Linked DNA regions of Homo sapiens: region 1 is linked to region 2. Evidence: read pairs that join two places in POLR2A ChIA-PET (ENCODE). Cell type or tissue: GM12878. All regions are shown on one strand. Each heading gives the region's core, and the rest is flanking DNA. Links, peaks and the distances in the headings are about the cores only.

The links. ChIA-PET counts read pairs that join two places held together with the same protein. Peaks named below come from ENCODE experiments on the same cell type or tissue, not always from the same donor. Only the 100,000 strongest peaks of a DNase experiment are listed, where the experiment ranks them.
Region 1: POLR2A ChIA-PET joins it to region 2 with 5 read pairs; 3 of 35 experiments call an interaction of 5 or more read pairs at or near these places.

What each region holds. Positions count from the first base shown.
Region 1 is chr19:12,149,151-12,165,130 of GRCh38, reverse strand. ZNF625 (zinc finger protein 625) reads left to right here and starts at 8,397. Exons shown (of 4, transcript NM_145233.4): 1 at 8,397-8,575. The coding sequence starts at 8,573. It overlaps ZNF625-ZNF20 (ZNF625-ZNF20 readthrough (NMD candidate)), which reads left to right and starts at 8,400. Exons shown (of 8, transcript NR_037802.1): 1 at 8,400-8,575. ZNF136 (zinc finger protein 136) reads right to left here and starts at 2,035. Exons shown (of 4, transcript NM_003437.5): 1 at 1,925-2,035. The coding sequence starts at 1,927. RefSeq lists enhancers at 1,935-2,094, 2,105-2,194, 8,371-8,480, 8,043-8,734 and a silencer at 8,711-8,880. In GM12878, for the core only: no CTCF peak of the experiment used is centred there; a DNase peak (open chromatin) is centred at 8,250; H3K4me3 peaks cover 1,924 bases; H3K27ac peaks cover 1,364 bases.
Region 2 is chr19:11,928,927-11,944,906 of GRCh38, reverse strand. The region is part of intron 1 of ZNF700 (zinc finger protein 700); the gene reads right to left. It also overlaps a transcript of ZNF69 not described here. Among named protein-coding and RNA genes, the nearest start is that of ZNF700, 12 kb to the right of the region's middle. In GM12878, for the core only: no CTCF peak of the experiment used is centred there; no DNase peak of the experiment used is centred there; H3K4me3 peaks cover 273 bases.

The DNA.
Region 1 (15,980 bases), core at 5,832-9,831, 220 kb before region 2:
AGGCTGAGAGAATACAAAGGACAGGAATCATTTCCGTCTTTTCCCTTGTCGACCTAAAAAGTAGAGGCTGAAACACAAAATATGACCCAAAGTGTCTGAAAAAGGGGGACAGGATGTGGGCTGATACAAAGTTGTTTGTCAGGAATTCTCACTGATTTACAGAAGTAACATTGATAAGCGCGTGGCTATGCACTGTTAAGCTATAGGGTGTGGGTTCCAGGGTCCCGTGTTGCATTAGTAAGTTGATTATACCTACTTGTGGCAATAGCAGTTTCAAAAGATGAATTCATAGCTTCAGGGAGTTAGAAGGTGATTGCTGTATCACTTGAATGTCTCTATGTGCCCGTTCATTTAAAAGGACCCACATTTATCAGACGAAAATTATTTTTTTGAGGCCGGGTACAGTTACGCCTGTAATCCCAGCACTCTGGGAGGCCAAGGCAGGCGGATCGCGAGGTCAGGAGATCAAGACCATCCTGGCTAACAAGGTGAAACTCCGTCTCTACTAAAAACACAAAAAATTAGCCGGGCGTGGTGGCATGCGCCTGTAGTCCCAGGTACTGGGGAGGCTGAGGCAGGAGAATCGCTTGAATCCGGGAGGCAGAGGTTGCAGTGAGCCGACATCACGCCACTGCACTCCAGCTTGGGCGACAGAGAGACTCCGTCTCAAAAAAAAAAAAAAAAAAAAAAAGTTATCTGGGAGTGGTGGCGCAAAACTGTGGTCCCAACTACAGGGGAGGCTGAGGCAGGAGAATCGCTTGAACCCAGAAGATGGAGGTTGCAGTGAGCCGAGATCACGTCACTGCACTCCAGCCTAGGCGACAGAGCGAGACTCTTTCAAAACACACAAAAAATTTTCTTTTCTCAATCCTCAATACCAGCATCTGATTGGCTGACCACCAGTGTGTCTCCAAAGGATGGAAACTGGGGTTGGGGGAGGAAAAGCTGAGTGCCCCCAGAGGTTGGCTATTTAGAAGCAGGGTATGCTAGATTTATCCTAGTCCCAGGGCATTCTCCCAGCCTTCTATTTCAACTGTCCTCTAGGAAGACTCACCCAAGACCCAATATTCACTAGATCCTCCAAGAGACTTGGCAGCTGTGGGCAGCTTGAGTCAGCCCCAGACAGTTTTGAAACCCAGAACCAGGAAAAAATAAATAGGAGGGGGCGCTGAAGGCATATCACCCTGTAAAGATTCCAAAGGGGAACCTCAACTCAAAGACATTCTGATGAGGTATCTGTGCATAGAGGAGACAAAAGGACAAGCACAAAGGTTTCTTACAGCGGAGTGTCAAGGCTATGAACAGAAAACAAACCTTGATGAAAGAGTAATCCATTGCTTTGTTGAAAAATAAACAATGAAAGCACAATATCTGAAATGTAGAATATAGGAGAAACGGTTGCTAATGTCGTGAATGGAAGGGGAGAGGTTGGCGTTTGGAAAAGCGAAAAGAGAACAGGAAATTTGGGGATTTACTGCAAGCCCTGGAAACAGCAGGCTGGGGGACAGAGTGAGGATTTGGGACCCTGCATCCCATACACTTAGAAAACTCAGGGAAAAACGGGTGTCCTCTGTGGAGAGAAAAGGAACTGGGAACCTCATACACCACAGCTCCTTCCACGCACAAGTCAGGATTTCCCCCACCCCATGACCCTCGCGTGGGCCCCGCACAATCTGAAGAGACTTGGGTCTTCGGGGCCGGGGCCGCAATCGCGGCACAGGGCGGGACGAGGACGCCCGGGGTCCCGGCTGCCGGCCCAGCCCCACCCTGAGGCCGAGGGTACCAAGGGCTGAGCTGCGCCAGAGGGACTCGGTACGCAGACCCAGAGTCGCCCACGGGAAGGCCCGGGCCGCGCCACAGCCAGTTCCGGTCGTCCAACCAGCCCCTCCTCCCTGTCTCGGGACGCAGGGCCCGACACACTCACCATTTCCTGACTCCCGGGTGTCCCAGCTTCCTCCCTCCGGATCCCAAGGCAGGTACAGGAAACCGCGCCACAGAGACTCCAGGCGAGCCACTCTGGGCCTCTGGGACTAGCGAAGCGAAACCAAGTACGGCAGACGCGAGAAATGAAAATCCCGCGAGAAGGTTGAACGTCTGCAGCTGCGTCCCCGACGGCGCGCCTGATTGGACCGATCGCAGAGCTCCTCCCCGGTGCCCCTGATTGGGTACAGCTTCGGGCTCTGCCCCCTGCATCTTGACAGATGTGAATGACAGGAGATGTGAAGCATAGATGAGTGAAGCGGGAATGAGGGGTCTTGGCCCCAGCCCTCAAACGCAGGGTGGACTTCTTCCCCTCGTCCCCTTCACTGTACTTGGTCTGCGGGGGATGGGGAGATGGGAGATACTTGCATTTTAGCAGAACTTAATCCGGGTTTACCAAAGGAGATACTTCCTGTACTCAGTGGGTCATTTCTTCATCTACCTCTTGCATGAGGAGTCACAGGTGTGCGCAGGGAGTTCCAGGCAGGACTGGAACAGAAGAAAGGGCGTGATATTCCCAGGGATCGGAAATTTGGGATGAGGATATGGGAAGCGTGCCCAAGGCTTTCTCATACCATACCTCTTTATCTCTCTCTATTTTTTACTTTATTTACTTATTTATTACTTTATTTACTTATTTATTACTTTATTTATTTATTTGAGACAGGGTCTAGCTCTGCCACCCAGGTTAGAGTGCAATGGCATGATCATAGCTCACTGCAGCCTCCATCTCCTGGGTTCAAGCGAACCTTCCGCTTCAGTCCCCTGAGTAGTAGAGACTACAGGTACATGCCACCAAGCCCGGCAAATTCTTTAATTTTTTGTAGAGACGGGATTTCGTTTGTTGTCCAGGCTGGTCTTGAACTCCTAGCCTCAAGTGAACCTCCCACTTTCGCCTCCCAAATCAATCTACTCATTTTCACCCAAGAAAATAAAAAACTGCCAACAAGTGAATAAAATTATTAAATACATGGAAAAACAAGTTCTATTTCCGTAATCTGTAAAGAAATCAAAAGGGAAGTAAAGCGAAAATTTGAACTAGCTCAGATAAGCAGGGCACTTCAGAACATTTAAAAAGGAAAAGATGAATTCAGAAGGTAGAACATATTCCCAAGCTTAAGAGTCAGTGACTGCTGAAGTGGAGCCACAGAGTACATTAGACCCTGATGATGAGGCAGGAAACCTAAGGATTTAACTCTGGGAGCTCAACATGCCCTCCTGTCACAGCATCACAATGTGGGAACGCTCCCTCCTTCAATACCTTAATAATTTACACCAGCAGAAAACTCTCACCTGTGGTCAATTTAGGCCCCTTGAAATTCCAACCTCTCTAGCTCATAAACCATTTCTCTGGAACGCTACCTAAATGAGTCTCTAAATATGATCTTTACATATTTTCTTCATATATACAAATTACAGCCTGACTGCAGCAACTCTATACATAGAAAAATCAAGGCCGGGCACAGTGGTTCATGCCTGTAATCCCCAACACTTTGAGAGGCCGAGGCGGGCGGATCACTTGAGGTCAGGAGTTCAAAACCAGCCTGGCCAAGATGGCGAAACCCCGTCTCTACTAAAATTACAAAAATTAGCCGGGCGCCTATAATCCCAGCTTCTGGGGAGGCTGAGGCACAAGAATCGCTTGAACCCGGGAGGTAGAGGTTCCAGTGAGCCGAGATCGCGCCACTGCACTCCAGCCTGGGTGACAGAGCAAGACTCCGTCTCAAAAAACAAAAAGTTTTCCGGAAAACTACCTTGGGAAACTAGAGGTACAACCTCAGAAAGGAGAGAAACCCGCACGTGCATTTGCCTGTGAAGTTCCTGCTTTCCAGGGCTCTGCAGCTTCTCAGAATCCACACTCCTGGAGCTGGAGCTGGAGCTGTTCGGAGCAGCTGGAGACTACCTACAGGGGAAGGCAGGCTGCCCAGGAAGCAATCGGGGGAGCTCCCTTTCCCTCCCTTTGCAGGCTCCAGATTAGTCTCAGTGTGGATCACCGGCCTCAGGCTATGCTGCCCCCTGCAAGTTTTCCACCTGCTTTTCACCCACATTGTTCAGTTCCACGAGGCAAACACCCTCAATCCCAGTGTTCGAAAGAGAATCCAGCAGAGTCCCTGCTTTCCTCCTGTGTTTACCGTAAAGTAGAAGAGAAAAATTTCAAGACAGTTTTAAGTGGATTTTAAAACTGGCAAATAATTATTCCTTTGATAAAATGAAGAAGCCAGCAAACTATTATTTCGACATTAACAAACTGTTATATAAAACCACTAATGAAGGTCGGGCGCGGTGGCTCACGCCTGTAATCTCAGCACTTTGGGAGGGCGAGGCGGGCGGATCACCTAAGGTTAGGAGTTCGAGACCAGCCTGACCAACATGGAGAAACCTCGTCTCTAAAAGTACAAAATTAGCCAGGCGTGGTGGCGCGTGCCTGTAATCCCAGCTACTCAGGAGGCTGAGGCAGGAGAATCGCTTGAACCTGGGAGGCGGAAGTTGCCGTGAGCTGAGATCACACCATTGCACTCCAGCCTGGGCAACAAGAGCAACACGGTGAAACTCTGTCTCTACTAAAATACAAAAAATTAGCTGGGCGTGGCAGTGTGCGCCTGTAGTCCCAGCTACTCGGGAGGCTGAGACAGGAGAATTGCTTGAACCCCAGAGGCAGAGGTTGCAGTGAGTTGAGATCGCGCCACTGCACTCCAGCCTGGGCGACAGAGCGAGACTCCGTCTCCAAAAAAAAAAAAAAAAACTAATGAAATATGGACTCTCTTCTGCTTCAGCAGCTCCCTGACCTTCACAGTTGATGGTTGTCACCAGGTGCTCTGTGTCAGGAGATGTACATGTGCAGTTTAGCCATTGAAAATTCTCTCTTAAATCGGGCGCGGTGGCTGCGCTAGGGGGACTCCAGTCCACCGGTCCCGAAGTCGCCCCGGACAGGCCTGGGTCCCGTCACAGCAGGTTCCTGTCCAGCACCTTGCTCCACAGTCTCGGGACATCCCCCCAGCACTCACCATTTCCTGGCTTCTGAGGTGTCTATGGTTCTCCTTATGTCTTTCGTGTTCATTGCAAGTCACAGCTGGAAAGAAGCTGCAGCGAAGCCACCTCTGGTGCTTCTCAGAGCAGCATAGACCTGACACCCACTGTGGGCGGGTGAAAGGAACGCCTCGCAGTTTTATGGAGCTTCGCGGCCTCCTCCCAGAGCCGCGCCTGATTGGACAATTTGCACAGCCACACCCCCCCGCCCCTCCTGATTGGACAGTGCCACGGGCCCCGCCTTCTGGGAGGCGGAGTGAGAGGAGAATTTAACACCTGGCTGAGTGGAGCTTGAATGAAAGGTTCTAGGCCCGACATGTGGCTCACACCTATACAATCCCAGGACTCGGGGAGGGCTGGAAAGGAGAACTGCTTGAGGCCAGGAGTTCAAGACCAGCTTGAGCAACGTAGTGAGACCTCATCTCTAAAAAAAAAAGAAAAAAAAAAAAAATTAGCCCAGCCTGGTGGCCCTGCAACTATAGTCCCAGCTACTTAGCAGGCTGAGTAAAGAGGATTGCTTGAACCTTGAAGGTAGAGGCTGCAGTTAGCTATGATCAGCGCACTGCACTCCAGCCTAGGTGACAGAGTAACACCCTGTCTCGAAAAAAAAAAAAAAGAAAAGAAAAGAAAAGAAAAATATAGATTCTAGCCACAGCCGGATTTCCTCCTTGCACTGCAGCCTGGCCCCCACCCTGGGGATACTGGTATTTCAGAATATGTTTCAGGCTTTCCAGAGCTGACACTGTTGTCTTCCTGTACTCAGTGGGCCCTTCTTTCAGGGGAGGTGGGGGTGGGGGGAGGGGGTTTGAGGTGGGGAGGTTGTCTGCCTTGAGGTCTAGTCAGGCCAACACTGGAAGAGGAGAGAGGCCTGATGTCGTCAGAGATTATAAATTTGGGATGAGGGATAGCCAAAGATTTTTCATACTTTATCTCTCAGTCTACTCATTTTCACTCAAGAAAACAACAAGCCAACAACAGAATAAAACTAAGTGCATGGAAAAGCTGGAATTATATGGCAGCTATATATATACACATATATATACATATATGTGTATATATATACTTATATATGTGTTTGTATATATACACATATATGTGTATATATACAAACACATATATAAGTGTGTGTGTGTATATATATATATATATATATATATATATATATATATATATGTTTTTTTTTTTTTGAAACGGAGTCTCGCTCTGTCGCCCAGCTGGAGTTCAGTGGCACAATCTCAGTTCACTGCAACCTCCATCTCCCGGGTTCAAGCGATTCTCCTGCCTCGGCCTCCTGAGTAGCTGGGATTACAGGCGTGTGCCACCACGCCCGGCTAATTTTTGTATTTTTAGTAGAGACGGGGTTTCACCATGTTGGTCAGGCTGGTCTCGAACTCCTGACTTCGTGATCCGCCCGCCTCGGCCTCCCAAAGTGCTGGGATTACAGGCGTGAGCCACCGCGCCCAGCCGGCAGCAATATTTTATAAAGGAATCAAAAGAAAAGTAAAGCAAACATTTGAAGTAGTTCAGATAAGCAGCCTGCTTCATGCACAGTTCACAAGGAAAACCCTCTGTCAGAAGGTAAATGATATTTCCAAGCTTGGAAGCCAAACTGTGACTGCTGAAATGGAGCCCCCCAGGGCGGGTCAGTCCCAGATGATGAGGCAGAGAAAATTAAGGATTTATCTGGGAGTTTGAAATGCCCTTCTGTCCCCTCCTCAGTTTAGAAATTATTCTCTCCTTTAAGACCTTCATTTTCACCAACAGGAAGCTCTCGACTTGAGTCAGTTTAAGCTAAATTTACTGTTAAATTCATAAACCCGCAGGGCGCGGTGGCTCACGCCTGTAATCCCAGCACTTTGGGAAGCCGAGGCGGACGGATCACGAGGTCAGGAGATCGAGACAATCCTGGCTAACACGGTGAAACCCCGTCTCTACTAAAAATACAAAAAATTAGCCGGGCGTGGTGGCAGGCGCCTGTAGTCCCAGCTACTTGGGAGGTTGAGGCAGGAGAATGGCATGAACCCGGGCGGGAGGCGGAGCTTGCAGTGAGCCGAGATTGCGCCACTGCACTCCAGCCCGGACGACAGAGCGAGACTCCGTCTCAAAAAAAATGATAATAAATACAATAAAATAAAATAATAAATAAAAATTCATAAACCCTTTCTCCAGGAGGCATCCCAAATGGGTCTTGCTCTAATTCTGACCTTCACAGATTTTCTTTTTCTTTTTCTTTCTTTTTTTTTTTTGAGACAGTCTAGCCCTGTCGCCCAGGCTGGAGTGCAGTGGCGCAATCTCGGCTCACTGCAAGCTCCGCCTCCCGGGTTCACGCCATTCTCCTGCCTCAGCCTCCCGAGTAGCTGGGACTATAGGCGCCCGCCACCGCACCCGACTAATTTTTTGTATTTTTAGTAGAGACGGGGCTTCTCCGTGTTAGCCAGGATGGTCTTGATTTCCTGACCTCGTGATCCGCCCGCGTCGGCCTCCCAAAGTGCTGGGATTATAGGCGTGAGCCACCGCTCCCGGCCGTAAAGATTTTTAAATAATAAAAACAGGGGTCTAGGGTGGGGGGATGTGGGAGGGATAACATTAGGAGATATACCTAATGTAAATGACGAGTTAATGGGTACAGCACACCAACATGGCGCATGTATACATATGTAACAAACCTGCACATTGTGCGCATGTACCCTAGAACTTAAAGTTTAATAAATAAAAATTAAAAAAAAAAAACAACAAAACAGGGGTATTCTTGTGTTGACCAAGTTGGTCTTTAACTCTTTACTTTAAGGGATCCTCCAGTCTTGGCCTCCCAAAGTGCTAGGATTACAGGCGTGAACCACCGCACCCTGCCTGTGTTCAGGTCACAATCTCTTCTAGCTTGGATAAAGGGAAAGAAATAAAGGGGGAGAGGGCATGGTTTCATCAATGGAGATTCTCTGCAGATGCAAATTCCCCCCCTCCAAAGACAGCTTTGCCAGTCCACTTTTTTTTGCGGCCGAGCCACAGCCATTTCAAAATCTGTCAAATAAATATATTTTGGCGTAAAATATTTTAATTTCCTTCACCTCCACTGGACTCTGAGTCTGGAATTTCCTGTGCAAGACAAAGGAGCAGGGACAGCCCATTGAGTGAGGAAGACAACGGTACCCCCTCTAGCAATTCGGAGCAAATTTGGCTGAAATGCAAATACCCAAAGAGCAAGACGCAGGGAGGGAGCTCGCTTAGATAATCTGTGGTTGGAACAGGTCATTTCGGTTCTGCCGGGCCTTGTTACCCAGGGCTTCCGCTGTCACTCAGGACCGATGGGACGGGGACTGGAGCCTCATCCAATCAGGGGCGCTGGGGCGGGGTCCTGCCAACTGTCCATCCGGGGAAGGGGAGGCCGCATTCCCGCTTTCCTGACTCCCAGGCGTCTTGCACCAAAGGGAGGTCGGGATCTCGGTTTTCCGGCCCCGAGAGGGACCAGGTGCCTCCGCCATAGCTTCTGTCGCTCCATCGCCCGCACTGTGACTGGACTGTTAGAGGGATCCGTGGAGAGGAGGCCAGGACACCTGGAAGCCGGGAAATGGTGAGTGTGCGGGGCCGGGGGTCCCGAGACGGGGGAGGGGCCGGGAGGAACCGGCTCGAACCGGCTCTAGCAGGACCCAGGCCTTCCTGCAGCGACTTCGGGTCTGCAGAGCGGAGTCCCCCTGGCGTAGCTCGGCCCTCGGTCCCTTCGGCCGCAGGGTGGGGTTGGGCCGGCAGCCGGGACCCCAGGCGTCCTGTCCCGTCTCTGCGCTGCGACTGCGACCCCGGCCCTGGCCCCGGCCCCGGAGCCCTCTCTGGGGAGCTCCGCGCCCGTAGTCCCGCGTCTCCCCAGATTGTGCGGAGACCACGGGAGGGTCATGGAGGCAATCCTGCCTCGGGTGTGTGGTTCGTGTGGGAGGAGCGGTGGGCTGCGGGGTCCCCAGTCCCCCCTTTTTTCCTGAAAAACTAAATTGAAGGCCAGGCGCAGTGGGTCACGCCTGGCAGGTTGAGGCGGGGGGATTGCTTCAGCCCAGAAATTCGAGACCAGCCTAGGCAACATACCGAGACCCTAGTTTCTATTAAAAATAAATTTTTAAAAAATGAGCCGGGCGTGGTGCCGCCCACCTGTAATCCCAGCTACTGGGGGGCTGAGGTGGGAGGATCGCTTGAGGGAGGAGATTGGGACTGCAGTGAGCCGAGATCGCGCCACTGCACTCCAGCCTGGGCGACTGAGCGAGACCCTGTCTCAAACAAAACAAAACAAAAACAACAGCAACAAACTAAACTGAGTCCTCTTAAAAATTAAAGAGTTTTGCTTCTCAGAATAGGAGTTTGAAAAAAATGAATGAGAAATGTTTCCTGAATGAGAAACACCCAGTCATGGCTTGCAGTTTGATAACGGAAAGAGCAAAACTCTGCAAAATAACTTGAACTATGTTCTACGCCGAATATGAGAGAACGTGACCAAGGGAAACAACCGCATGTAGCCTCGAGTAAGTGGTCCCCAGGAGGTTCGATGGCAGTTTGGTTTTATTCATTTCAGCGAGACAGGAATTGCAGGGAAAAGATCAATCAAGGCATGGAAGGCTGACAGGGCAGGACACGTAGAAGCGGGGCTTAGAAGGCACAGGTGGTTGAGGGATTCTGTAGTTGGCAGTTGGCTGAGAGTGTGAAGTTGTGTCTAAAATTTGAAAGGGGTAGGAAGGAATGTTTAAGTGAAGGGAGTCTGTTACCTGCCACGTGATTCCATCCCCACCAAAAAACAGATATGTTTCACTAGATTTTATGAATTCTAAGGCGTGACTTTACCCTTGCCTTGCATGGCCTTAGGTCTTGTTTGCAATTTAGTATTTATTGGTACAAAGGGTTTCTTTGCAGGTTTTTTTTTTTTTTTGAGATGGAGCCTCACTCTCGCCCAGGCTGGAGTGCAGTGGCGCAATCTCGGCTTACGGCAACCTCCGCCTCCTAGGTTCAAGCAATTCTCCTGCCTCAGCCTCCCAAGTAGCTGGAATTACAGGTGCACGCCACCATACCCGGCTAATTTCTGTATTTTTAGTAGAGATGGGGTTTCACCATGTTGGCCAAGCTGGTCTCAAACTCCTGACCTCAAATAATCCGCCTGCCTCCGCCTCCCTCCGCCTCCCAAAGTGCTAGGATTACAGGACTGAGCCACTGTGCCCGGCCTCTTTGCAGGTCTTATGTCTATTTTAATATGAATGTGGGTCAGTTGCTGTGTCTAAACTCCAGAAGGGAGTATGGAGTGTCTGATCTCCCTTACTAATGTAACTGGGAACTTTCAGGTTTTTGGGGGGCCTCCCCTTGGTAAAGAGCCACTCAGTTGACTTGATTGGGGTGGGATGGGGAGCTTAGGTTTTTATTTTTAGTTTACAGGTTGAAGGATAGGCTTTTATATGGTGCATTAGAATAAAAATCAAAAAATACTTTATTGGTTACAGTGATGTAGTCGCCTTGTTTGGATTTTTCTACCTTAAATGATTGAAATGATCAGATTCCTATTATAAGGAGATTATTTAAGTGAAAATCTGAGAATTGCCATTCAAGAAAATACAGACTCTAGGGAAATGGGCTTAGAACTCCGGAGCTAAAAGTTAAACTCTTGACCTAGTGCAGTGTCCCACACCTGTAATCCCAGCTTTGTGAGGCTGAGGCAGGATGATTGCTTGAGACCAGGAGTTGGAGACCAGCCTTGGTAATACAAGACCCATGTCTAGAAAAGAAAAATAGAAAAATTAGACAGGTGTGGTTGCACCCACCTGTAGTTCCTGATACAAGGGACACTGAGGCAGGAGGATCACTGGACCCCAGGAGTTTGATGCTGCAGTGAGCCATTATCAAATTTGACATTCCAGCTTAAGACACTGTGATGGCCATGAAGTCTTTGTGTGAGAAAGGTAAGAGGAAAGTTAATCTATAATGAAGATCAAGAGAAAAGAGGCCCTTCCTGGCTCTGTTCAGGCATTTTCAATATTTTACAAAAGAATATAGGTAAGGGCTGGGCGGGGTGGCTCACGCCTATAATCCCAGCACTTTGGGAGGCTGAGGCGGGTGGATCACAAGGTCAGGAGATTGAGACCATCCTGGCTAACATGGTAAAACCCCGTCTCTACTAAAAATACAAAAAATTAGCCGGACATGGCGGCAGGTGCCTGTAGTCCCAGCTACTCGGGAGGCTGAGGCAGGAGAATGGCGTGAACCCGGGAGGGAGAGCTTGCAGTGAGCTGAGATCACCCCACTGCACTCCAGCCTGGGGGACAGAGCAAGACTCCGTCTCAAAAAAAAAAAAAAAAAAAAGAAATATAAAACTAACATAAGTCTTTTGCCTTTTTGTATTTCTGCCTCAGTTTGTACACCGGTATGGGCAGTGACAGTCTATATGCCTGCCAGAATCACTGCATGTATTTTTTTTTTTTTTTGACACAGAGACTCCCTCTGTCACCCAGGCTGGAGTGCACTGGCACAATCTCAGCTCACTGCGACCTCCCCCTCCCAGGTTCAAGCGATTCTCCTGCCTCAGCCTCCCAAGTAGCTGGAATTACAGACCTGCGCCACCATACCCGGCAATTTTTGTATTTTTAGTAGAGACAGGGTTTTGTTATGTTGGCCAGGCTAGTCTTGAACTCCTGACCTCAGGTGATCCACCCGCCTTGGCTTCCCAAAATGCCGGATTACAGGCATGAACTACTGCACCCAGCCGTGCATGTGTCTTTACTATAAATCTGGAGGGCTTTTCTTTTTTTTTTTTTTTTTGAGATGGAGTCTCACTCTGTCGCCCAGGCTAGAGTGCAGTGGCGCATTCTAGGCTCACTGCAACTTCTCCCCCGAAGTTCAAGTGATTTTTCTGCCTCAGCCTTCCAAGTAGCTGGGATTACAGGCTCCTGCCACCGCACCTGGCTAATTTTTGTATTTTTAGTAGAGACGGGTTTCATCATCTTGGCCAGGTTGGTCTTGAACTCCTGACCTCGTGATCCACCCACCTCGGCCTCCCAAAGTGCTAGGATTACAGGCGTGAGCCACCGCGTCCCGCCTAGGCTTTTGTTTTCTGACCTGGTTGGCCTAGTAGCATCTCCTTTCTCAAGCTGAGTAGAAGGCATGAGAGCAGACATCCTTGTCTGTGTCTCATCTTTGGGAGAAAGCAGTTAGTCCTTCACCATCACGAATGAGGGTAGTTTTGCATTTTTTATATATACCTTATAGTAAGTTAAGGAAGTTACTTTGTATTATTAGTTTATTGAGTTGTTGTTGTTTTTTTTTTTAAGATGGAGTCTCGCTCCGTCATCCAGGCTGGGATGTGCAATGGCATGATCTCGGCCCACTGCAACCTCTGCCTCCTGGGTTCAAGCGATTCTCCTACCTCAGCCTCCTGGGTAGCTGGGATTACAGGCGCATGCTACCACGCCCAGCTAATTTTTTGTATTTTTAGTAGAGACGAGGTTTTACCGTGCTGGCCAGGCTTGTCTCGAGCTCTTGACCTTGTGATCCTCCCGCCTTGGCATCCCAAAGTGGTGGGATTACAGGTGTGAGCCACTGCACCCGGCCGAGTGTTTTTATCATGAAGAAATGTTGAGGTTTGTCATATGCTTTTTCTGCATCTATTATGATGTTCTTGTGTTGTTTGCTGTTGATCCTATACTATTATGGTGTATTGCATGAATGGATTTTCAGAGGTGAGAGCAGCATTGCTTTCCTGAATTGAATGCCACTTCATCACGGGTATGATATTGTTATAGGATTCTCTTTTCCAATATATTGGTGAGGTGTTTTCTTTTGAAATTTAAAGGAGATATTCATGTACAGTATTTTAATAGAATCTAGCATTATCTAGTACAGGATATAGTGTGTGTGTATATATATACACATATACATGTACATATGTTGCATTTATATACAGTATATGGTTTAGTTATGGTAGGTAATTGGTAAATATTACATGTAACGTGTATATGATATATAAGTGCCACATATAAACGGTATTAGCCTATATGGCATTATACTGTTATAGTGTAAATTTATATACTTTTATCCTCCATAGTATAGTGAGTTTCATTTCCTTATTAGCCTGCAGAATACACCAGTCTCATTCTCCTCTGGGAACAAAGGAGAACCTCACCCTCTTGTTGCTACAGAATGTGCCACCCAAAAATATTCATGATCTTAGGTTTAGGAAGAAGAGGCTATAATATGACAAGAGAAACACTAGGAACAGAGAAAAAGTATGTAATTTTGACTACATTAAAATTTAAGCTTTTCTGTTTTGAAAGACACAATGAAGAAATACAGGAGTATGGTCAAGGTTAGTGGTTCACATCTGGAATCCCAGAACTTGGAAGGCTGAGGTAAGGGGATCTCTTGAGCCTAGGAGTTTAAGACCAACCTGGGAAGCATAGTGAGACCATGTCTCTACAAAAAATAAAAAAAACTGGCCAGGCGCGGTGGCTCACATCTATAATCCCAGCACTTTGGGCGGCCGAGGCGGGCGGATCACGAGGTCAGGAGACCGAGACCATCTTGGCTAACACGGTGAAACCCCGTCTCTACTAAAAATACAAAAAATTAGCCGGGCGTGGTGGCGGGGCCTGTAGTCCCAGCTACTCGGGAGGCTGAGGCAGGAGAAAGGCGTTAACCCAGGAGGCAGAGCTTGCAGTGAGCCGAGATCGTGCCACTGCACTCCAGCCTGGGCGACAGAGCGAGACTCCGTCTCAAAAAAAAAAAAAAAAAAAAATTACCCAGGTGTGGTGGCATGCTCCAGTGAGCCCAGGTACTCAGAAGGCTGTGGTGGGAGGATTGCTTGACCCCAGAGGTTGAGTCTGCAGTGAGCTGTGATTGCACTACTGCACTCCAGCCTGGATGACAGAGTGAGACTCTGTCTCAGACAAAAGAAAAAAAAAAAAAAAAGAAATACAAGAGTATAGCTGATCTTAGCAGCTGAGCAGATTCAAGCCTGGTTACTGCATGGTTTATAGAATGCATGAGAATACTGCTTGCTATAGGCTTAAAAAAAAAAAGAAGAAATAAATTGCAAAGAGTATTCACCAAATGGAAGAAAAACTTGAAAATTCTACACCTGGTCCTCACATATATCCATCTCAGTTGGAACCTCAGTCTCCTTTATGACACAAGGTAAGGGCTGAATTGGCAAACAGGACTCCCAGGCATTGTGTCCCATCACTGCAGGAGGCGAGCTCCACCGTAGAACACTGTCTGGGTAATGGTGTATCCACAGTCCCCCATCTCACCCAGTTTATGGAGTGACAACAAGGAGTGGTCATGAGGAGAGAAGTCTGACCCAGAGTTCTGGATATGTGAGTGGGAGATACTCTCAGGACACCCTCCTTCCTTCCCACAGGGAGAGAGCATATTATCCCCTATGCATTCCAGACTTGTGAAGCAGGGTTTCAAGTCTAAGTCCCTGTCCCTTGTAAAAAAAGATTGTACTGAAATCGTGTTAAAAATGTCAAAGAAGGCTTTATTCAGGACAGTTGTGATGTGGGTCATGAGAACTGTAATATGGGAGAGAGATTGACCTCAACCTTGCATGCAGCAACAACAGTATTGAACCTATAGTTCAAGGGTAAATTGAGGGAGAGGATGGAACTTGGTGAGGTATCAAGGGTTACAGAAGAGAAAGCTGATGAGTTATGAATAGGGGTAACAGAACTTCATTGGGTATCACGTTTGGAGGGGCCAGGGTGGGGTTTCTCTGAACTCCCTTAGAAGGATCTTTGCTATAACTGGGTTTTGTAGGACAAGGTCAAAGCCTTGTCAAAGAGGGAGTCCTTGAGACCCCCACAGCTACCTTTTCATGGGGACAACAACAAATCCTTACATTTCTGATTCCCTTCCCACATTCCAAAGCACCCATCTCCCCTCTCTAATCGACATCTTCATCAGTGTGTCCACCATGATGTATTTGAAAGAGCTGTAGTATTTTGTTTTTCATTTTTCCACAGAGCCATGAATGGCTGCATTGGAAACTTTTCTATTTTGTTTATGAATACTTTTCATGAGAGGAAAGCACTCAATAACCACCGGAAACTTTGTTGTGTAAAATACTTAGGTCGGGCCGGGCGTGGTGGCTCACACCTGTAATCCCAGCACTTTGGGAGGTCACAGTGAGCAAATCACCTGATGTCAGCAGTTCAAGACTAGCCTGACCAACATGGAGAAACCCTGTCTCTACTGAAAATACAAAATTAGCCCGCAGTGTTGGTGCATGCCTGTAATCCCATCTACTCGGGAGGCTGAGGCAGGAGAATTGCTTGAAGCTGGGAGGCAGAGGTTGCAGTGAGCCAAGAGCGCGCCATTGCACTCCAGCCTGGGCAACAAGAGCGAAACTCCGTCTGAAAAAAAAAAAAATACTTCTGCCGAATGATTCCTGATGTTGAACCCTTTTTCACGTGCTTACTTGTCACTTGTATGTATCTTTGAGAAACGTCACTGAAATACTTTGCCCACCTTTTAATCAATTAGGTTTTTACTTGGTATTTTATTAATTTTAATAATTATAAAGTAAAAAACTTAAATTTTACCAGCTTATGCAATTTTAACTGTACAGTTGATTTAGTTAGACAACTCTACATAACTTTAATCATACTGTATTTTTCTTTTGGTGACTACCTTGGCTGTTAGCATAGTATCCTAAATTTTCATGCTTGTTGTAACAACGGACAGGTTGTTATTTTAAAAGATTAAATAATATTCCATTGCATATATATATATATACCTATCACATTTTTGTTATTCATTCAGCAATCAATGAATGGACAGGTGGATTGATGCAGCTCTTGGCTACTGATTTTTTTTTTTTTTTTTTTTTGAGACTGAGTCTTGCTCTGTCGCCAGGCTGGAGTGCAGTGGTGAGATCTCAGCTCACTGCAACCTCCGACTCCCTTGTTCAAGTGATTCTCCTGCCTCAGCCTCCTGAGTAGCTGGGATTACAGGCATACGCC
Region 2 (15,980 bases), core at 2,106-6,105:
TCATACTGGCTGTGCATAAAACCACCCATCTAGGCCAGGAGTCACTTCAAAAGTTGTTAAGCCGGTACTTCTACATCTCACATTTATCAGCCCTTGCTGAAACAGTGGCACAGCGATGTATTACCTGCCAACAACACAATGCAAGGCAGGGTCCAACCGTCCCGGCTGGCATACAAGCTTATGGAGCAGCCCCCTTTGAAGATCTGCAGGTAGACTTCACAGAAATGCCAAAATGTGAAGATAACAAGTATTTACTAGTTCTTGTGTGTACATACTCTGGGTGGGTGGAAGCTTATCCAACGCGAACTGAGAAAGCTGGTGAAGTAACCCGTGTGCTTCTTCAAGATCTTATTCCTAGGTTTGAACTGCCCTTACGAATTGGCTCAGATAACAGGCCAGCGTTTGTGGCTGACTTGGTACAGAAGACAGCAAAGGTATTGGGGATCACATGGATACTGCATGCTGCCTACCAACCTCAGAGTTCCGGAAAGGTGGAGTGGATGAATTGGACTATCAAAAATAGTTTAGGGAAAGTGTGTCAAGAAACAGGATTAAAGTGTGTACAAGCTCTCCCTGTGGTATTAAGATTAAATTTACCCCTTCTAGAAAAACAGGATATTCCCCTTATGAAATATTATATCATAGCCCTCCTCCCATAGTATGGGGACTTCCAGGCACTCCCTGAGAATTAGGTGAAATTAAGTTACAGCGACAGCTACAGGCCTTACGAAAAATTACACGAACAATCTCAGCCTAGGTAAACGAGAAACGCCCCATTAGCTTATTCTCCCCAGTTCACCCTTTCTCCCCAGGTAATAGAGTGTGGATCAAGGACTGGAATGTAGCCCCCTTGTGCCCATGGTGGAAGGGACCACAGACCACTCACACCACCGTGAAGGTAGAGGGAATCCCGGCCTGGATCCACCACAGTCATGTAAAACCTGCAGCTCCTGGGAGGCAGGACCAAACCTGGAAAACCCCTGCAAAGTGACTCTGAAAAAGACGACAAGCCCTGCTCCTGTCACACCTGGAAGCTGACTGGTCTATGTGCGGCCAAAGCATGAGGAAACTCATCATGGGACTTATTCTCCTTAAAATTTGGACTTGTAGAATAAGGACTTCAACTGATTTTCCCCACATGGAAGATTGTTCCCAGTGTATTCATCAGGTTACTGAGGTAGGGCAACAAGTTAAAACAATCTTTCGGTTTTCTAGTTATTATGAATGCCTAGGAACTTTAAAAGGAACTTGCCTGTATAACACCACTCAGTACAAAGTGTGTAACCCAGGAAATGCCCGACCTGATGTGTACCATAACCCATCTGAGCCTCCCATGATCACAGTCTTTGAAATAAGATTTAAAAACTAGTTCTTTTCTAGGTAATAGAAGTAAAAAAAATAGCTAAAACAGAAAAAAAAGAGACCCCCATTTACATGCTCAACCGGATCATATGGTTACAAGCTATCTTAGAAATAATCACTACTAAAACTGGCAGAGCTTTAACTGTTTTAGCCCGGTAAGAAACCCAGATGAAAAATGCTATCTATCAAAATAGACTGGCCCTAGACTACTTGCTAGCAGCTAAAGGAGGGGTCTATGGAAAATTTAACCTAACCAATTGCTGTCTGCATATAAATAATCAAGGGCAAGTAGTCAAAAACATAGTTAAGGACATAACAAAGTTGGCACATGTGCCTGTACAGCTTTGGCATGGGTTTAATCCTAAATCTGTATTTGGAAAATGGTTTCCAGCACTAGGAGGATTTAAAACACTTATAATAGAAATAATAATAATAATAGAAACCTGCTTGTTACTCCCCTGCTTGCTACCTGTGCTCCTTCAAATAATGAGAAGCTTTGTCACTACCTTGGTCCACCAAAATGTTTCAGCACAAGTGTATTACATTAACCACTATTGATCTGTCTTGCAGGAAGACCTAGGTAGTAAGGATGAAAGTGAGAACTCCCATTAATAAGTGAGATTCTCAAAGGGGGGAATAAGGAAGGAGACCACCTCTCTTATTGTCTCATACCTCAGAACAAGAAAGAGGAAGCAAAAGTTAAAGGAAGGCAGAAATGAGATCAATAGTCAGACAGCCCGGTGCCACACCCCAGGCCTGGTAGTTAAAAATCAACTCCTGACCTAACCACTTGTATTATCTATAGATTCCAGACATTGTATGAGAAAGCACTGTGAAAGTCTTTCTGTTCTGCTCTGTCCTGTTACCGATGCATGCAGCCCCAATTACACACTCCATCCTTGTTTAATTGATCACGATCCTTTCATGTGGATCCCTGTGTAAGCCTTCAAAAGGGGCAGGAATTTCTCTCTCTCTGGGAGCTCGGTTTTTAAGACGCAAGTCTGCTGACGCTCCTGGCCGAATAAAGCCACTTCCTTCTCTAACCCAGTGTCTGAGAGGTTTTGTCTGCGGCTTGTCCTGCTACAAATCCAGGGAGAAAAACGAGCTGCCTGGGCTGTCCCTAATGTCTCTTTGGACTGTGGGTCTGTAGCACCTGTCATAACGGAGTCCTATGAATTAATAGGCAGAAAAAAGTTAACATTAGCAGTCCTGAGGCTGTGTTTCCTTGAAAATGCCTGTTCCCAAAGTGTAATCTTTGATGACATTGTTAGAGAAGGCAGATAGCTAGCCAAGAGCAGGAGGGGAAGTCCAGGGGAAAGCCCACACCCCCAGGGACCACCCAAAACAGGCATGCTAGATATAAGCAGAGAGGAGGGGAAACACCTAAGTAGAAAGAAACATCCATTATGATGCCCAGGAATCATTCACTTTGCAGTTATCCTGTCAGAATGCAGCTAGATAGATGCTGGTAAGAAGGGCAAAGGAAAGGGGACATTCCTAAGCAAAACCTGGCACCCTAAGTGCACAAGAGGCCAAACGAGAAACTCCTAAGAGATACCAGGTGTAATAAGCACAGATTCAACCACTATACAACCTTCCTGGGGTGGCAGTAATGAGCAATGCAGCCACCCACATATCCACTGACGGCTGAATGGATAAACAAAATGTGGTAAGTATATACATACTGAGAGGTGACAGCATGCTGGCAGTCCTCACAGCCCTCGCTCGCTCTTGGCGCCTCCCCTGCCTGGGCTCCCACTTTGGCGGCACTTGAGGAGCCCTTCAGCCCACTGCTGCACTGTGGGAGCCCCTTTCTGGGCTGACCAAGGCGGGAGCCGGCTCCCTCAGCTTGCAGGGAGGGGTGGAGGGAGAGGCGCGAGCGGGAACTGGGGCTGCGCGCGGCGCTTGCGGGCCAGCTGGAGTTCTGGGTGGGCGTGGGCTTGGCGGCCCCGCACTCGGAGCAGCCGGCCGACCCTGCTGGCCCTGGGCAATGAGGGGCTTAGCACCTGGGCCAGCGGCTGCAGAGGGTGTACTGGGTCCCCCAGTAGTGCCAGCCCACCGGTGCTGCGCTCGATTTCTCACCCGGCCTTAGCTGCCTTCCCACGGGGCAGGGCTCGGGACCTGCAGCCCATCATGCCTGAGTCTCCCACCTCCTCCATGGGCTCCTGTGCGGCCCGAGCCTCCCCGATGAGCGCCGCCCCCTGCTCCACAGCACCCAGTCCCATCAACCACCCAAGGGCTGAGGAGTGCGGGCGCATGGCGCGGGACTGGCAGGCAGCTCCACCTGCAGCCCTGGTGCAGGATCCACTGGGTGAAGCCATCTGGGCTCCTGAGTCTGGTGGGGACGTGGAGAAACTTTATGTCTAGCCCAGGGATTGTAAATGCACCAATCGGCACTCTGTATCTAGCTTAAGGTTTGTAAACACACCAATCAGCACCCTGTGTCTAGCTCAGGGTTTGTGAATGCACCAATCGACACTCTGTATCTAGCTACTCTGGTGAGGCCTTGGAGAACCTTTATGTCTAGCTCAGGGATTGTAAATACACCAATCGGCACTCTGTATCTAGCTCAAGGTTTGTAAATACACCAATCAGCACCCTGTGTCTAGCTCAGGGTTTGTGAATGCACCAATCGACACTCTGTACCTAGCTATTCTGGTGGGGCCTTGGAGAACCTTTATGTCAACACTCTGTATCTAGCTAATCTGGGGGGGACGTGGAGAACCTTTGTGTCTAGCTCAGGGATTGTAAACGCACCAATCAGCGCCCTGTCAAAACAGACCACTCGGCTATACCAATCAGCAGGATGTGGGTGGGGCCAGATAAGAGAATAAAAGCAGGCTGCCTGAGCCAGCAGTGGCAACCCACTCGGGTCCCCTTCCACACTGTGGAAGCTTTGTTCTTTTGCTCTTTGCAATAAATCTTGCTAGTGCTCACTCTTTGGGTCCACGCTGCTTTTATGAGCTGTAACACTCACCACAAAGGTCTGCAGCTTCACTCCTGAAGCCAGCGAGATCACGAGCCCACCAGGAGGAACGAAGAACTCCAGACGCGCTGCCTTAAGAGCTGTTAACACTCACCACGAAGGTCTGCAGCTTCACTCCTGAGCCAGCGAGACCACAAACCCACCAGAAGGAAGAAACTCTGAACACATCCAAACATCAGAAGGAACAAACTCCAGACACGCCACCTTAAGAGCTGTAACACTCACCGCAAGGGTCCACGGCTTCATTTTTGAAGTCAGTGACACCAAGAACCCACCAATTCCGGACACAATACATTGAAATATTATTTATACTTAGAAAATAACATCTTGGCCGGGCACTGTGGCTCATGCCTATAAGCCCAGCACTTTTGGAGGCCGAGGCAGGTCGATCACCTGAGGTTGGAGTTGGAGACCAGTCTGACCAACATGGAGAAACCTTGTCTCTACTAAAAATACAAAATTAGCCAGGTGTGGTGGCACATGCCTGTAATCCCAGCTACTCAGGAGGCTGAGACAGGAGAATTGCTTGAACCTGAAAGGCAGAGGCTGCGGTGAGCCGAGGTTGTGCCACTGAACTCCAGCCTGCTGTCTCAAAAAAAAAAAAAAGAAAACGTCTTGTTACATACTACAACATGCGTGAAACCTCAGGATAATTGCAATAAGCAAAATACAATAGAATTCATCTTACAGAACTTATGTAGATTTGTCAAACTATCTCAAGTGTACGTGTAAAATTCCTTAAGCTGGTAAGTTTTAAGTTTTGTTTTCCAATAAGTAATGATAATAAATCATGGTAGCAGCCAGGTGTGGTGACTCATGCCTATAATTCCAGTACTTTAGGAGGCCAAGGCAGGTGCAATTATGGAGGTCAGCAGTTTGAGACCTGCCTGGCCAACGTGGTGGAACTCCATCTCTACTAAAAATACAAAAATTAGCCAGGCGCAACAGCATGGTACTGGTACCAAAACAGAGATATAGACCAATGGAACAGAACAGAGCCCTCAGAAATAATACCACACATATACAACCATCTGATCTTTGACGAACCTGACAAAAACAACAAATGGGGAAACGATTCCCTATTTAATAAATGGTGCTGGGAGAACTGGCTAGCCATATGTAGAAAGCTGAAACTGGATCCCTTCCTTACGCCTTATACAAAAATTAATTCAAGATGGATTAAAGACTTAAATGTTAGACCTAAAACCATAAAAACCCTAGAAGAAAACCTAGGCAATACCATTCAGACATAGGCATGGGCAAGGACTTCATCACTAAAACACCAAAAGCAATGGCAACAAAAGCCAAAATTGACAAATGGGATCTAATTAAACTAAAGAGCTTCTGCACAGCAAAAGAAACTACCATCAGAATGAACAGGCAACCTATAGAATGGGAGAAAATTTTTACAATCTACCCATCTGACAAAGGGCTAATATCCAGAATCTACAAAGAACTTAAACAAATTTACAAGAAAAAATCAAACAACCCCATCAAAAAGTGGGCAAAGGACATGAACAGACACTTCTCAAAAGAAGACATTTATGCAGCCAACAGACACATGGAAAAATGCTCATCATCACTGGCCATCAGAGAAATGCAAATCAAAACCACAATGAGATACCATCTCACACCAGTTAGAATGGCAATCATTAAAAAGTCAGGAAACAACAGGTGCTGGAGAGGATGTGGAGAAATAGGAACACTTTTACACTGTTGGTGGGACTGTAAACTAGTTCAACCATTGTGGAAGACAGTGTGGTGATTCCTCAAGGATCTAGAACTAGAAATACCATTTGATCCAGCCATCCCACTACTGGGTATATACCCAAAGGATTATAAATCATGCTGCTATAAAGACACATGCACATGTATGTTTATTGCGGCACCATTCACAATAGCAAAGACTTGGAACCAACCCAGATGTCATAGGCTAGATTAAGAAAATGTGGCACATATACACATGGAATACTATGCAGCCACAAAAAAGGATGAGTTCATGTCCTTTGTAGGGACATGGATGAAGCTGGAAACCATTATTCTGAGCAAACTATCTCAAGGACAGAAAACCAAACACCGCATATTCTCACTCATAGGTGGGAACTGAACAATGAGAACACTTGGACCCAGGGAGGGGAACATCACACACCGGGGCCTGTCATGGGGTAGGGGGAAGGGAGAGGGATAGCATAAGGAGATATACCTAATGTAAATAACGAGTTAATGGGTGCAGCACACCAACATGTCACATGTATACATGTGTAACAAACCTGCACATTGTGCACATGTACCCTAGAACTTAAAATATAATATTAAAAAAAAATCAGCCAGGTGTGGTGGTGTGTACCTGTAGTCCCTGTTACTTGGGAGGCTGAGGCAGGAGAATCATTTGAACCTGGGAGATGGAGGTTGCAGTGAGCCAAGATCATGCCACTGCACTCCAGCCTGGATGACAGAGTGAGACTCCGTCTCCAAACGAACAAAAAACGACAAGAATGAATAAATAGAGGCAGAAAAGGTATCTGACAAGCCTTAGCCCATTTATGAGTAGTGTTCCATTTTTGGAACGCTAAGCATGTGGGAGTTATTTATATCCTACTGTTCAAGGTTATTGCCAAAGTCTGATTTCTCACACATCTGCAATTCAAAAAATTGCAATCTCCAGCATAAATGGGTTAATATCTCCTCATGATTAAAAACACTCAATGAACTATACAAGAGAAGATTCCATAAGATGACAGAGAGGCACAAGGAACGTAGAAAAATCTATAGGCCAGGTGCGGTGGCTCACACTTGTAATCCCAGCACCTTGGGAGGCTGAGGCAGGCAGATCATGAGGTCAGGAGATCGAGACCATCCTGGCTAACATGGTGAAACCCCGTCTCTACTAAAAATACAAAAAATTAGCCAAGCGTGGTGGTAGGCACCTGTAGTCTCAGTTACTCGGGAGGCTGAGGCAGGAGAATGGCTTGAACCTGGGAGGTGGAGGTTGCAGTGAGCCGAGATGGCGCCACTGCACTCCAGCCTGGGTGACAGAGCGAGACTCTGTCTCAAAAAAAAAAAAAAAAGGAAAGAAAAAAAGAAAAATCTACTATAAAGACATGTATTAAAAATTCAAAACCAGAGGCCAAGGCAGACAGGTCATTTGAGCCCAGCAGTTCGAGACCAGCCTGGGCAACATAGGGAGACCCCGTCTCTGTAATAAAATAAATAAATAATTAGACATGGTGGCATACAACAAATGGTACTGAAACACCTGGATTAGCAAATGCAAAGAAATGAATTAGATACAGAACTTCACCTTTTACAAAACTACCTCCTAATGAATCATTTACTTAAATGGAAAATGCAAAACTCACAACTTCTAGAACGTAACACTTGTGAAAACCATGACAACCTTGGATTTGGCAATAAGGTTTCACACACAACACAAAAAGCATGATCTGTGAATGAGAAAATCGATAAATTGGACTTCAAAGTAAAACTGTCAGTACTGGGACCAAAACAGATATATAGACCAATGGAACATAACAGAGGCCTCAGAAATAACACCACACATATACAACCATCTGATCTTTGACGAACCTGACAAAAACAACAAATGGGGAAACGATTCCCTATTTAATAAATGGTGCTGGGAGAACTGGCTAGCCATATGTAGAAAGCTGAAACTGGATCCCTTCCTTACACCTTACACAAAAATTAATTCAAGATGGATTAAGACTTAAACGTTAGACCTAAAACCATAAAAACCCTAGAAGAAAACCTAGGCAATACCATTCAGGACATAGGCATGGGCAAGGACTTCATGACTAAAACACCAAAAGCAATGGCAACAGAAGCCAAAATTGACAAATGGGATCTAATTAAACTAAAGAGCTTCTGCACAGCAAAAGAAACTACCATCAAAGTGAACAGGCAACCTATAGAATGAGAGAAAATTTTTGCAATCTACCCATCCAACAAACGACTAATATCCAGAATCTACAAGGAACTCAAACAAACTTACAAGAAAAAAACAAACAACCCCATCAAAAAGTGGGCAAAGGACATGAACAGACATTTCTCAAAAGAAGACATTTATGCAGCCAACAGACACATGAAAAAATGCTCATCAACACTGGTCATCAGAGAAATGCAAATCAAAACCACAATGAGATACCATCTCACGCCAGTTAGAATGGCAATCATTAAAAAGTCAGGAAACAACAGGTGCTGGAGAGGATGTGGAGAAATAGGAACACTTTTACACTGTTGGTGGGACTGTAAACTAGTTCAACCATTGTGGAAGACAGTGTGGCGATTCCTCAAGGATCTAGAACTAGAAATACCATTTGACCCAGCAATCCCACTACTGGGTATATACCCTAAGGATTATAAATTATGCTACTATAAAGCAATATTCACTATTCACAATAGCAAAGACTTGGAACCAACCCAAATGTCCACCAATGATAGACTGGATTAAGAAAATGTGGCATATATACACCATGGAATACTACGCAGCCATAAAAAAGGATGAGTTCATGTCCTTTGCAGGGACATGGATGAAACTGGAAATCATCATACTCAGCAGACTATCACAAGAACAGAAAACCAAACACTGCATATTCTCACTCATAGGTGGGAACTGAACAATGAGACCACTCGGACACAGGGCAGGGAACATCACACACCGGGGCCTGTCAGGGGCTGGAGGGCTGGGAGGAGGATAGCCTTAGGAGAAATACCGAATGTAAATGACAAGTTGATGGGTGCAACAAACCAACACGGCACATGTTATACCTATGTATCAAACCTGCACGTTGTGCACATGTACCCTAGAACTTAAAGTATAATTTAAAAACAAAACAAACAAAGTAAAACTGTCTGTTTTGGAAATGACTTTGTTAACAGAATAAAAAGGTGACAGACTGGGACAAAATAATTGCAGAACGCCTATCTGGTGATGGACTGGTATCCAAAAGGTATGAAGAAGTCCTAAAATTCTATAAGAAAAAAAACAACCAATCAAAAAAGAAGCAAAAAGCCAGGCACAGTGGCTCATGCCTATAATCCCGGCACTTTGGGAGGCTGAGGTGGGTGGATCATCGAGGTCAGGAGTTCGAGATCAGCCTAACATGGTGAAACCCAGTCTCAACTAAAAATACAAAAATTAGTTGGGCCTGGTGGTGTAAGCCTATAATCCCACCTACTCTGGAGGCTGAGGCAGATGAATCACTTGAACCTGGGAGGCAGATGTTGCAGTGAGCCGAGATTACACCACTGCACTCCAGACTGGGCAACAGAGCCAGACACAGTCTCAAAAAAAAAAAAAAAAAAAAACAAGATCTTTCCAAGTATACCTCCCCACAAAGACAGTAATTTTTTTTTTTTTTTTTTTGAGACGGAGTCTCGCTCTGTCGCCCAGGCTGGAGTGCAGTGGTGCCATCTCGGCCCACTGCAAGCTCCGCCTCCCGGGTTCATGCCATTCTCCTGCCTCAGCCTCCCAGTAGCTGGGACTATAGGCGCCCGCCACCATGCCTGGCTAATTTTTTCTATTTTTAGTAGAGACGGGGTTTCACAGTGTTAGCCAGGATGGTCTTGATCTGACCTCCTGATCCACCCGCCTTGGCCTCCCAAAGTGCTGGGATTACAGGCGTGAGCCACCGCACCCGACCAAAGACTGTAATTATGGCAAACATATGACAGGATGCTCTACATCACGTGTCATTAAAGAGCGAAATGAAAACAGGCCGGGCGCAGTGGCTCACGCCTGTAATCCAGCACATTGGGAAGCCGAGGCAGGTGGATGACCTGAGGTCAGGAGTTTGAGACCTGCCTGGCCAACATGGTAAAACCTCATCTCTACTAATAATACAAAAATTGGTCAGGAGAGGCAGCGCACGCCTGTAATCCCAGACACTCTGGAGGCTGAGTCAGGAGAATCGTTTGAACCTGGGAGGCAGAGGCTGCAGTGAGCTGAGATTGCGCCATTGCACTCCAGCCAGGGAAACAAAAGCGAAACTGCATCTCCAAACAAACAAACAAACAAACAAAGAAAAAAAGAAAAAAAAGAAAACAATGAGGCAGCAGCAAATACCTGGTGCAGTAGCTAAAATCCAAAACACTGACACTTCCTAATGCCAATGACAATGAACACTCATTCACTATCGATGTGAATGGAAAATTCTACAGCCAATTCGGAAGACAGTCTGCGGAGGTCTGAAGAAAATAAGCATGGTCCTACTGATTCAGTAGTCTCAATCCTACAATATTGACCCAAATGAACTGAAAACTGATGTCCACACAAAAGTCCTCCCACAGACGTTTTTAGCAGCCTTACTCATAACTGCCAAAAACTAGACTCAAACAAGGTGAGTCTTTTTTTAAAAAAAAATAGATGAGGTCTCACACTGTATCTACCAGGCTGTTCTCTAACTCCTGGCCTCAAGCAATCGTCTCACCTCTGTCTCCCATGTAGCTGGGAATTTAGGGATGAGGCATCACACCAGGCTCAAGATGAGCCTTTCAGTAGGTGAATAAAGAAACTATGGTAACACCCATCCAACGTAATGTTACTCAGTGATGAAAGAAAATGAGTGGCCGGACATGATGGCTCACAAGTGGAATCCCAGCACTTTGGGAAGCTGAGGTGGGAGGATCACCTGAGCTGGGGTGTTTGAGACCCTGTCTCTAACAAAACAAAAACAAATTTTTTTTTTTTTTTTTTCTGAGATGGAGTCTTGCTCCGTCACCCAGGCTAGAGTGCAGTGGCGCCATCTCAGCTCACTGCAAGCTCCGCCTCCTGGGTTCACACCATTCAAAAACAAAATTTTTTTTAGATAAATAAATAAAAATAAAAAATACATGAGTTGTCAAGCAACAAAGGTATCGAGAGACCTTCAATGCATATTTTTACATCGAGGAAGCAAGTCTGAAATGGCCACTTACAGCATCATTCCAAATATTTAATATTCTGGAAAATGCAAAACCGAGGCAGGAACATTATCATTTGTTGCCAGGGATAAATAGGGGTGGCAGAAGAGGGAGGGGAGAGCTATGATTAGGAAGAGCACAGGGGATTTTGAGGCCTGTGACACGCTTCTGTATAAGACTGTGATGGTGGATACATGACACACGTAGTTGTCTTAAACCACAGCCCAAAAAGAGTGAAGTTTCATGTAAAAGATGGACTTTAGGTAATAATAATATTGGCTTCTTCAATTTTCATCGTGTTCACATGTAATATATTCTTGCATCAATTATAGGATACACTACACACAGTCAATATGGTTTCCTTGGTTTAAAACATTTTTTTTTTTTTTGAAACAGGGCCTTGCTATGTTGCCTAGGCTGGCCTCCAACTCCTGAGTCCAAGCTATCCTCCCATTTCAGCCTCTCTAAGTGGTAGAATTACAGGTATGAGGCACAGCACCTGGCCAGTCAAGATGTTTAAAATAGGGGGAACTATGAGCTTGGAAGAAAAATGAGGGAACTCTGGATTATCTGCTCAATGTTTTGGGTAAACAACCACTGTTCTAAATAATAAAATCAACTAAATAAGAAAGTGAATTAACTATCATTCCATGTAAGGTTCATAACTGAGTTTAAATAAAATCCAATATAAAATATCACATATTGGCCGGGTGCAGTGGCTCACGCCTGTAATCCCAGCACTTTGGGAGGCTGAGGCAGGCGGATCACGAGGTCAGGATATTGAGACCATCCTGGCTAACACGGTGAAACCCCGTCTCTACTAAAAATACAAAAAATTAGCCGGACGGGGTGGCGGGTGCCTGTAGTCCCAGCTACTTGGGAGGCTGAGACAGGAGAATGGCGTGAACCCGGGAGGCGGAGCTTGCAGTGAGCCGAGATCACGCCACTGCACTCCAGCCTGGGCGACAGGGCAAGACTCTGTCTCAAAAAAAAAAAAAAAAAAAATCACATATTGGTTTGCATAAAAAACATGCAAAAATAAAATATACTGATGTGGATGGGTACCCAGGTTGGGGAAGTATAAAGAAAAGTAAGGCAGTTATCGTTCACAGTACTGACTCCATCAATATTTGGATTCATTGTGCAACTCTTTTATGTATTTTGTGCATATGTAATACTTTTAGTTAGTTTCTAGAATGCACACTCTATACAGAAATAAATCTCAGTGAATTTTAATTATCAGCAACAACAGCATAGCATATTGAAACTAATTTTTTTGTGTCTTTTCTTTTTTCTTGAAACAGGGTCTCGTTCTGTTACCCAGGCTGGAGTGTAGTGGTGCAATCATAGCTCACTGCAGCCTTGAACTCCTAGGCTCAACAGATCCTTCCACCTCAGTCTCCTGAGTAGCTGGGTCTACAGGCGCACATCACCATGACCAGGTAAGTTTTTGTATAGACAAGGTTTGCCATGTTGCCCAGGCTGGACTAATTTATTTTCTTTCTTTTTTTTTTTTTGAGACAAAGTTTCACTCTTGCTGCCTGGGCTGAAGTGCAATGGCACGATCTTGGGATCTTGGCTCACTGCAACCTCCACCTCCCAGGTTCAAGCGATTCTCCTGCCTCAGCCTCCTGAGTAGCTGAGATTACAGGCCTCTGCCACCACGCCTGGCTAATTTTGTGTTTTTAGTAGAGATGGGGTTTCTCCATGCTCGTCAGGGTGATCTTGAACTCCTGAACTCAGGCTATCTGCATGCATTGACCTCCTAAAGTGTTGGGATTATAGGCGCGAGCCACCGTGCCTGGCCACTAATTTTAAAACTAATTTTCTTGAAGTCCAAAAAAGTCTCAAGAAGGATAAAAAATGATTATTATGCAAAAAGTTTATACTGAAAAACATCAGTATAAAATGCAATAAATGGAAAAATGCCATGTGTCCTTAAAAGGAGATTAAGTATCACTATGATGTAACCTCTCTGAAATATGCCTACAGTTATATTTTATGAAATTTACAGTGCAGTTTGTTTCCCTCACTAAAATTAAGAAAAAGGTACTTCTAAAGACTGAAATAGAAGACAATGACTAAAAATAGACAAGATCCTCTATAGAATATTGTTGGGAGGTGTTATGGCATGAATATTTGCATCAATCCAAAAAAATCATACATTAATAACCTACTCCCAATATAGTATTAGAAGGTGACATCTCTGGGAAGTAATTAGGATTAGATGAGAGCATAGGAGTAAATCCTTTCTGAATGAGATTAGTGCTCTTATAAGAAGACACAGGAGAGCCGGCTTCCTCTCCTCTGTCATGTGAAGAAACCACAAGAAGACGATCATTTGCAAACCAGGAAGCGGGCCCTTGCTGGACACTAGATCTGCCAGCTCTCTGAAGATGGACTTCATGACCTCAAGAACTGCCAGAAATAAATGTTTATTCTTTAAGTCACCCAGTCTATGGTAATTTGATATAGCAGCCCAAGATGACTAAGATAGAGAGGCACTATCCCTACTACACACTGCAGCTTTGTACTCTATACTAATTAAGAGAAAGTGGTATTAACAGACAGATGGAAAGATAGACCAATGGAAAACAGCAAATTGTGAAACGAGGGCATCTATGTTGTTTTTTTTTTTTTTGAGACGGAATTTTGTTCTTGTTGCCCTGGCTAGAGAGCAATGGCGCAATCTCGGCTCACTGCAATCTCCACCTCCCAGGTTCAAGTGATTCTCCTGCCTCAGCCTCCCGAGTAGCTGGGATTACAGCCATGCACCACTATGCTTGGCTAATTTTGAATTTTAATAGAGATGGAGTTTCACCATATTGGTCAGGCTGGTCTCAAACTCCTGACCTCAGGTGATATGCCAGTCTCAGCCTCCCAAAGTGCTGGTATTACAGGCGTGAGCCACCACACCCAGTCTGGGCATCTATTTAAGGTAATGTGAAACTATGACAAACCAGGTATTGTCAGCCAATGATACAAGTGGTGAACACTTAACAGAAAAAGCAGGGACAAATGGTTATCTACAGGAGAATAATCAATCCACTACCTGTCATCTCCATATACAATAATTTAATTAATTCTAGAGTTGCCGGTTATAGTGAGTTCTTATATTGATATGTTACCTTAGCATGCATTTTGATTATAGATTTAACATTCTCATAACAGAAGTAAACTTTACTCAAACTCAACAGAGTTTCCAGTTCTACACCTCCTCCCAGTTCCTCCATGTGGTCAACTCACATATATTTGTTCCACAACTGCATTCTGGTGACCACCTCCCTGTAGGACAGCTAAATACAACCTTGTTGGGGTGGCCTTTCCTTGTCTTTTGGGATATTTCTCTCTTCACAGTTGAGACAATCCAAAGGACAGGAATCATTTCTGTTTTTCCTCAATAGCAACATCCAATTAGCTGATTGGCCATGTGTCTCCAATTAATGGAAACTGAAGTTAGGAGAGAGAAGGTGAGCACCCACGAACTGGGTATCTAGATGAAAAGTATACCAGGCATCTCCTCCACCACTAGTCATTCAGCTGCTCCCTTGGGAGGCCCCACTCCCCTAGGCACAGATACCCACTAGACCCTCCAAGAGACATGGCAATTGTGGGGGTCTTGGGTCAGCTACAGGCAGTTCTAAAACTCAAAATCTGGAAAAGATAGGAGGGTGTACTGAAGACATATCACCCTGCAAAGTTTCCATAAAGGAACCTCATCCCAAAGACATCCTGATAAGGTGTCTGTGTCTAGGAAAGATAAAAGGAGGAGAGGCAGAAAGGATTTTTCAGGCAAATGTCTAGTGGTTATTCTCTGCTTTCCTCTCATGTGAAATGTTCAGAAACAGATTTCACTGCAAGCCCTTGAAGAGTTAGGCTGTGGTATGAGGGTGGAGGATTTGAGATCCGGCATCCCATATATTTGGAAAATATAAGGGGGAACCAGTTGCCCTGGAAAGTGTGGAAAAATTTAAATAACAAGCAATGAGACTGAACTGTGTGTAGTGTCCTAAGGTCCTACCTAAGGACCCTGAAATCGAATTTAAATACAACTCTCAGAAATTACTAATGTATAGGGAAATAAAATTCATGCTTAATCAGGCACAATTTACCTATTACCTTGGAATTACATACCTAGAAATTTTCTACCTACATAGGCTGTTTGAACAAATGAGTCAGGCCGGGCGCAGTGGTTCACACCCGTAATCCCACCATTCTGGGAGGCCAAGGTGGGTGGATCACTTGAGGACAGGAGTTGAGACTAGCCTGGCCAGTGTGGTAAAACCCTGTCTTTACTAAAAATACAAAAATCAGCTGAGTGTGGTGGCACATGTCTGTAATCCCAACTACTTGGGAGGCTGAGGCAGGAGAATTACTTGAACCCAGGAGGCGGAGGCTGCAGTGAGCTGAGATCGCGCCTGCACTCCAGCCTGGGTGACAGAGTGAGACCCTATCTCAAAACAAACAACAAAAACAACAAAGTAATTCAAAAATTTAAGCTGGTAGATCTTTAAATTATCTTGAAGCAATGTGATCATGGGGTTGAGTGACCTGACACACAGCTTTCACATAGCTAGCTGGAATCCTCCATTCCCTGATTACAGATTCGCCTTCTTTCCTACCTATAGCGTTTTGTAAAATGTTGTAAATGACTGAAGGGAAACAGGAAAGACCCTTTCCCTCTCCACTATTTTTTTTAACTTATATTAATATG